Regions from separate parts of the Homo sapiens genome. Here region 2 is linked to region 1. A link is an interaction called in ENCODE POLR2A ChIA-PET data of the cell type or tissue named here. Cell type or tissue: OCI-LY7. All regions are shown on one strand.

Evidence for each region. Peaks named below come from ENCODE experiments on the same cell type or tissue, not always from the same donor. Only the 100,000 strongest peaks of a DNase experiment are listed, where the experiment ranks them.
Region 2: POLR2A ChIA-PET joins it to region 1 with 6 read pairs; 3 of 35 experiments call an interaction of 5 or more read pairs at or near these places.

The regions. Positions count from the first base shown.
Region 1 is chr21:29,359,075-29,363,074 of GRCh38, forward strand. It overlaps a transcript of BACH1 not described here. Among named protein-coding and RNA genes, the nearest start is that of BACH1-IT2, 11 kb to the right of the region's middle. In OCI-LY7, CTCF peaks have their summits at 2,444 and 2,643; no DNase peak of the experiment used is centred here.
Region 2 is chr21:29,123,324-29,127,323 of GRCh38, forward strand. It overlaps a transcript of MAP3K7CL not described here. Among named protein-coding and RNA genes, the nearest start is that of MAP3K7CL, 5.3 kb to the right of the region's middle. RefSeq lists a silencer at 2,059-2,108. In OCI-LY7, a CTCF peak has its summit at 2,091; a DNase peak (open chromatin) is centred at 2,068; H3K4me3 peaks cover 1,309 bases; H3K27ac peaks cover 1,001 bases.

The DNA.
Region 1 (4,000 bases):
CCATAATAATAATAATAAAAATTTCTTCTTATATCAAGATGTCCATCATAGCATTTATCATAGTAAATAATTTTGAATAGACCTTTAGAAATGGAAAAAAGCAAAGCACTATATTGTATCTCTACTCAAACTAAGATTTGACACTGTACTCGGCTCTTTTTATAATTTTTCCCTTAATCCTCACAGTAAAATCAAATGTTTGACACAATGATTGTCTCTTTATGAGTTTTTAGCTAACAAAATGTTTATGGTAAACATGGAATAAAATGAAAAATACTCATGACAGATGCTAAACATGAAAGCAAGTGATTTATGTATCTAGTATGATTATAACCAGGTATATCGAAATCTCTCTGTGAATAAAAAAAATTGAAGTCCATCTGGGGTGAACAGTTGTTATTTATTAAAATTTGCTTTTGCGAGTACTCATGAATCTTGAGACAATAACCACCACCACGATTATAAAACTATCAAACACGATTTTAAGCAAAGAAAGAAATGGGGAAAACCGTGAAAGGAAAATAAATCTCAAGACTCCAGAATCACTAAGCCAAAGGGAAAAGTCAAGCTGGGAACTGCATCAGACAAACCTGCCTCCCATTTTATTCCTAAATAAAATAACTACAAAGAAAAACAATAAAAATAAAAAAGCTACATACCTCCCTCACAATTTGCCCGTAAGGAAATTCCTTGTGAGCCTCAAAGATCTTTACCCTAAAACAGTTCTGTTGAACTTCATCCTGGCCATATTAATTGATACCTTATCTTCACAGGCCCAGGACAGAGGACAGACAGAACTCTTGATCATTGCTCTGCTCACCTGTGACAAATGCATTTCTCATTGCTTCCTCTGACCTATTGTTTATGTAAAAATGCAGATTCACTGAGTCAGACTAAGGCATCAGTGACTATTCCTCTATTCATTCCACCTCACATGTATTCAGTGAAAGGCTGATCGAAGACCCCAAAGAATGAAACCTTTTGTCCCTTATCTACCTCTGACCTGGAATCCCTTACTTCGAGTTGTTCCACCTTTCTGGACCAAACCAATGTACCTCTTATGCATATTGATTGAGGTCTCATCAATGTATAAAATCAAGCTAAAATGTATAAAACCAAGCTGTGCCCTGACCACTTGGGTACATGTCATCATGTACCCAAGACTTCCTGACGCTGTCATAGGCACGTCCTTAGCCTTGGCAGATAAACTTTCTAAATTAATTGAGACCTGTCTCAAATACTTTGGGCTCACAAAACGTAGCTGTCCATCAGGCAGATATCTAAAAGCAAGAAGTGATATTTTACTCAGCTAAAAGCTGCTATTTTGTCGGCGGCCTCAGAGGCCTTCCACAATGAACTCCCTCCCCAACCCTCTGGCCTCATTCCCAGGCCCCTGTCCTCTCCTGGGAACTCCTGGGAATGTCATGTTTGCCCCATTGTCATCTTGTCAGTGAGGCTCCCCTGACTGCCCTCATTAAGACTGCATCTGGCCAGGCGCAGTGGCTCACGCCTGTAATCCCAGCACTTTGGGAGGCCGAGGTGGGTGGATCACCTGAGCTCAGGAGTTCAAGACCAGTCTGGCCAACATGGCGAAACCCTGTCTCTACTAAAAATACAAAAATTACCCAGGTGTGGTGGCACACACCTGTAATCCCAGCTACTCAGGAGGCTGAGACAGGAGAATAGCTTGAACCCACGAGGTGGAGGTTGCAGTGAGCTGAGATGGCACCACTGCACTCCAGACTGGGGCAACAGAGCAAGACCCTGTCTCAAAAAAAAAAAAAAAACAAAAAAAAACCCCACATGCTTCCTCCTTCCTACCATTCTACCTCCAATCCCCATCCCCATATCCTGCCCTCTTGTTTTCTCTCTTTGTAATGCCTGCCACCTCCCAACATAGTATAGAATGAGCTTGTTTACTTAGTCTAGTGTTTAATGTCTGTCTCACTCCACTAGAATGTAATCATCGCAAGGCCAGGAGATGCGTTTGGTCTGTGCTGCATCTCAAGCAGGACAATGGCTGGAACATAGTAGGGTCTCCAAAAATGTTTGTTGAACGTTGCTGATGGCGGCATCCTGGAGTAGGAAAAAGACTGAAGAGTGGAAAAAGAAATCCTGACATGAATTCTGGGCAAAGGCAAGCAGTAGCTGACTTGGAAAATGATTACAGTAGGTTTTGTGCCATTTGAGTTATCAGTATTGCAGATGTTTTTGCACCTGCTCCACCAACAATAATTGGGTTAAGGCTTGCAGCTGGGATATTATACAGCTTGCTTTATCTAGGTTTTGTTTTGCTTGCAAATCAATCAATACTTACAATGATTTTAACAAGGGGAAAGAGCCGTAGTTGTAGACCTTGGAGTGTATTTTTTTTTGTCTAGCTTTAAAAAAAATTGTTAATGTTTTGATACTGTAACTCTTTTTAGTAGTTGTGGCTTTGCAGACCTTGCTGCACTTTGATCTTTTTCTCGTTCCAGCTATAGATGGCAGCACACCACTACCTACGATCCGATCACCAGCCTGGGTTTGTAAGTCAGAGCTGTTGGTCAGGAGATGGCAGCTAATGAGTAATCAGTCCAAACTGAATGGCAAATTAATGTCTTCATTAAGTGAACAAACCAGCTTCCTCCATAAACAAGGTCAGAGTATTTATAACCCAGTGTATTTCATAAAAGCAAAAACGCATCTCCATTTACATAACTTTACTATGGAGCTCATGATTTATCTGCACAAAGCATATGCAAAATCTCACTTGTATACCGTCTTTAATAAGGACCCATGCCATTCTGATGTAATTATTAATAAAGTCACACTTGATAAGCAGCCTTGTTTTTCTTACACAAGGTAAATGAAAAGGTGATTGCTTTAAACAAAAGCCACTCTTATAAGATGATATTGGGTGGCCTGTTCCAAATTGAGTTCTTAGTAATAAAAATGAAGTGTGATCCTTATTGATCAAATATATCTGCCACTTAGGTTCTATGAGAACTTACTTAAAATTTAGAGTTGGTTACACAGGTATAAAGTTTGATATTTACCATATGCTACATGTCACTTCAATTCAGTGAATTGAATGCTTAATTTTGCCATCCTTGTCAGAGAACAATGTAGAAATTTCAGAAACTTTTCACAAAATGACCAGGTGTCAAAGACTCTGAATTTCTGTTTCTAGATCAGTGTCATCCAGTAGAAATATAAAATGAGCCAAATGCAAGTTGCATGTGAAGTTTTAAATTTTCTAGAAACCACATGTTAAAAAGTAAAAAAAGAGGTGAAATTAATTTGAATACTGTACTATATTTTATTTAACCAGATATATCCAAAATATTATTTTTATCAGGTAATCTATATAAAAATTATTGCAATATTGCACATTCATTTTTTTTAATCTGGTGTGTATTTTACACTCACAGCTCATTTCGATTTAGATTAGCCAGATTTTAAGTGCTCAGTAGCCACATGTGGCTAGTTGGCCACATCATGTTCCGCTCGGCTCTAAAGACTTAGTGCCTGTTATGAGGGGAATTGTGTGCCCCCCAAATTCATGTGTTAGAATCCTAACCCCCACTACTTCAGAATGTGACCTTATTTGGAGATAGGGTTGTTACCAAGTAAAAACGAGGTCATTTTAGGGTGGACCTTTAGAGTGGATCCTAATCCAGTATGACTGATGTCCTTCTAAAATGCGGAGACTGGAGACAGGCTCACACACAGGGAGAACTCCATGTGGAGAGGAAGGCAGAGACTGGGTGATGCATCTCCAAGCCAAGGACCATCAAAGATCACCTTCATCCCCAGAAGCTAGGAGGGAGCCATGGAACAGTCTCCCTCACAGCCTCAGAAGGAACCAACCCTGCTGATGTCTTGATTTTGGACATCCAGCCTCCAGAACTGTGAGAGAATACATTTCTGTCGTTTAAGGCACACGGCCTGTGGTGCATTGTTATGGCAGCCCTAGTCAACCACTACAGAACCTTTGGTTGGTGGCTGCCATTGTTCC
Region 2 (4,000 bases), 240 kb before region 1:
AAAGTCCTGGGATTACAGGCATGAGCCACTGTACCCGGCTGATCTTTTAAATAAATGTTATTCGCTGTCTATGAAGTAGTCCTGCAAAAAAAGAAAGTCACATCTGAATCTGACCGAGTTTCTAGATCCAATGGCTAATTTACAGTGGACAGAGAGAACAGAGAAGCATATTAAAAAACATTATGGAGGTGTAACTTTGGGAACTCTATAGTTTCTTTAACAAATAAATTTGCAAAAAAAGAGGGAGGAAGAGTAATTGTAGATTTATAAATATAAAAACTTAGCAGTCCATCATGTGTCCGGACTTTGGATCTTGATTAAAAATTTAAAAATTAATGGAGAAAACAATTGAAAATGTTTGTGATAAAATTGGAGGTTTGAATGCTGTCTGATGATGGGTAATGTTGGGGAATTACTGTGGTGGTGGTTGTTGGTGTGATGGTGCTATTTGGTTCTGTTAATGAAGAGAGTGCTCTTCCTTTTTGGGGTACACACTGGGATATTAACAGATGATGAGAAATTTATGTTTTCCTTAGGATAACATTAAGAAGGTAAAGTAAATCTATCTATACTATAATAACAAGCTTTAAAATTTGGTGCTGTTAGTCCTTCTAGGTTATATTCTTGGGAAAGATATAAATACTAAAATATAAGATAAACATTATTTTCTCATACAGTCAAAAATATTAAAGGAAATTTATTCTTTCTCCAAGAGTCTGCTGTCTAGGTGTTTATAGAAAAGGAACACAGGCCAAGGGTGGTGGCTCATGCCTGTAATCCCAGCACTTTGGGAGGCTGAGGCTGGTGGATCATGAGGTCAGGAGTTCAAGACCAGCCTGGCGAAGGTGGTGAAACCCCATCTCTACTAAAAAATACAAAAATTAGCTGGGCGTGGTGGCAGGCACCTGTAATCCCAGCTACTCAGGAGGCTGAGGCAGGAGAATCGTTTGAACCTGGGAGGCGGAGGTTGAGGTGAGCCGATATCGCGCCACTGTGCTCTAGCCCGGGCAACAGAGTGAGACTCCGTCTCAAAAAAAAAAAAAAAAAAAAAAAAGAACACATGTGTCACATTTAATTAACTTTAAATGGTAAACTCAAATTGTATAAAACCATTTAAGTTTTCATAAATAAAATATTTAGATAAAAGATTAATCCATTTAGATAAATAGATAGCTAAATCAAGTTAAAAAGGCAAAACAGTGGCTACACACACATCACGTTATTCCCATCTGGGGAAACCCTGAGTTAGTCCATGCTTGCTTGTTGGCTATACAAATCAAGGGTCCAAAAACTCTGAGGATCAGGTAAAGTCTGTCCCACAGCCTGTTTTGGTATGACCCAGGAGCTAAGAATGGTTTTAATATTTTAAAATATTTGACAAATATCAAAAGGAGAATAATCTTTGGTGACATTTGGAAATTATATGAAATTCTAATATCAGTGTCTGTACTTTTACTGGAATACAGCTATACACATTTACTTACTGTTTTTGTAAATAAAGTTTTACTGGAGTCATCCATCCATTTGCATATTGTCTATGACTACTTTCAACTTAGAACAGCAGAGATGAGTAATTGTAACAGAAAGTGTATGGCCTGAAAAACCTAAAATATTTATCTCCTGGCCCTCTACAAAAAAAGTTTGTCAACCTAGATGAAAAAACTGAGTCCTGGAGGTATGAAGTCTCTGGTCTAAACTTCCACAGCTTTTGAATGCAGCATCACAATGCAAACCCAGGTCTTCTGAATCTAGGTACCCTTTGGATGTGGTTTTTTCCTATGTTTTTGCCCCCTTGAAAAAATGATTTCTATTTACATAGTGCCTGTTTTATTTCTGGCATTGTTGCACGTACTTGTATTGCTCTTTTAATTGTCATAACAACCTGTAGGACAGGTACTATGATTATCCCCCATTTTATACTTGGGGAATTTGTGGCATATAATTTATTAAGTAATTTAACCAAAGTCCTACATGAGTAAGAGACAGAGCTGGGTTGGAGACCCAGGTGGCCTGACTTAAATGTTGCACATTGCTCTGTCTCCTTCATTAAGGGAACCACAAAGCTAGTGAAAGAGAAACCATTGAGTGGTTCAGTGGTTCTAACCCCTGTCATTCCTCTCTTGAGCTTTGGGGGCACGAATGATATAGGGTTGATCATTCTGCTATCTTAAGCCTGAAGTGAACTTTGATTAGGAAAAGTGGCTCCCAGTTACCCTTAAAATCAAAGGCTGTGACAGTATGTGATCAGAAATCCTTACTCTAGAAACATACAATTTTTCTTTGTCAATTAAAATAAAAAGAAGTTCCTGGGGGAGGTGGTGTCTTGTTTTTGTCGTTGAGCCTTGATCCTTGCTTTGTGGTTTTTCATTGCATTGCCCTACGAGAAGGTTTGAGAAGGAGTAACAACATTACTGCAAGTTAGCACTGCAAGAAGGCTTCCTGGGAAACCTGGGAAACCTTACCTGACATTTCACTGGGGTCAGGAGCGGAGGAAGAGGCTCCTCCAAAGAGCAATGGCACAAGACCAGCTCACAGTATGGAACAGGTCCCGTGGCACTTTCTTACCATGGCCTGCACATGCAGTCTCATGAACCAATTGGAAGAGGTGTTTATTCACTGGTGTTTTCTTCAAACAGATGTATCAGTGCTTCATAGAAAAGCAGGGTTAATACATAACTTTGGGACTTTTGCTTTACTAACTGAGAAATCTGACAAAATTTTTTTATGGGGATGGAGTTGGGAAGAATGAATTGAAGAAAGTGGCAGCAAAAGAAGAGTTACTTCTCCCAGAGGACTCTGCATGTGCCATACGGCACTGTGGGGGGAGCTGTGCCTTGGCTGTCCACTGGATGTTCAGTCAGGATAAGGCCGTCCACTGGATGTTCGATCTGGAGAGGCTGGCAAATTATAGTCTGCAGGCCAAATCCAGGCTGCTCTCTCTTTGTAAATAAAGTGTTTTTGGAACACAGCCATGTGCATTTGTTTCCTGTTTTTGTCAATAAAGTCAGAGCCCATCCATTCCTATACATGTTGTCTATGGCTGCCTTTATGCTACAGAGGCAGAGATGAGTAGTTGTGACAGAGATCCTTAAGAGCTCATAAGTGTAAAATATTTCTTTCTTTCTGTTTTTTTGTTTGTTTGTTTGTTTTTTGAGATGAAGTTTTGCTCTTGTTGCCCAGGCTGGAGTACAATGGTGTGGTCTTGGCTCACTGCAACCTTCACCTCCCGAGTTCAAGTGATTCTCCTGCCTCAGCCTCCTGAGTAGCTGGGATTACAGGCACTCGCCACCACGCCTGGCTAATTTTTGTATTTTTAGTAGAGACGGGGTCTTACCATGTTGGCCAGGCTGGTCTCAAATTCCTGACCTTAGGTGATCCGCCTGCCTCGGCCTCCCAAAATGCTGGAATTACAGATGTGAGCCACCGTGCCTGGCTCACAAGTGTAAAATATTTCTAATATGGCCCTTTAGAGAAAAATTGTGCTGACCTCTGGATATAATGGAAGAGTGATTATTTTGCCGTCATGGAATATTTCTTTGTTGGAGACTACCGGCCGTATATGTCACATAGCAATACAGAGCTGACTTTAAAATGTTGGGGAAAATGTCTTCTCAACTATTCTCTAAATGCTATGAATAGCCATTAAAATTTCTTTTTTAAAATTTCCAGAATGAGGGTCTACCCAGACTACTGAGTCACTATGGCAAAGCCTGGGAATGGGTATTTTTTAAAGGCACCTAGTAATCAGGTACTTTTGAGAAACACTAGCCTGGAACATACCAAGCTACATACGTATTGAGTTGTACTGAGAAATTGATATTGCATAATTGTGACAATAGTCTATGGTAGGAGTGTATTATTGATCATAATTCAGAAGCAAGTCTAGAGCTCAGTATGTGAAAAGCTCCTTGAATATTATTGAAAATAACTTTCCAAATAACTGTAAAAACACATTTGTTGCTGAAAATAATAAAATAAAAATTATACATTATTGCCACCA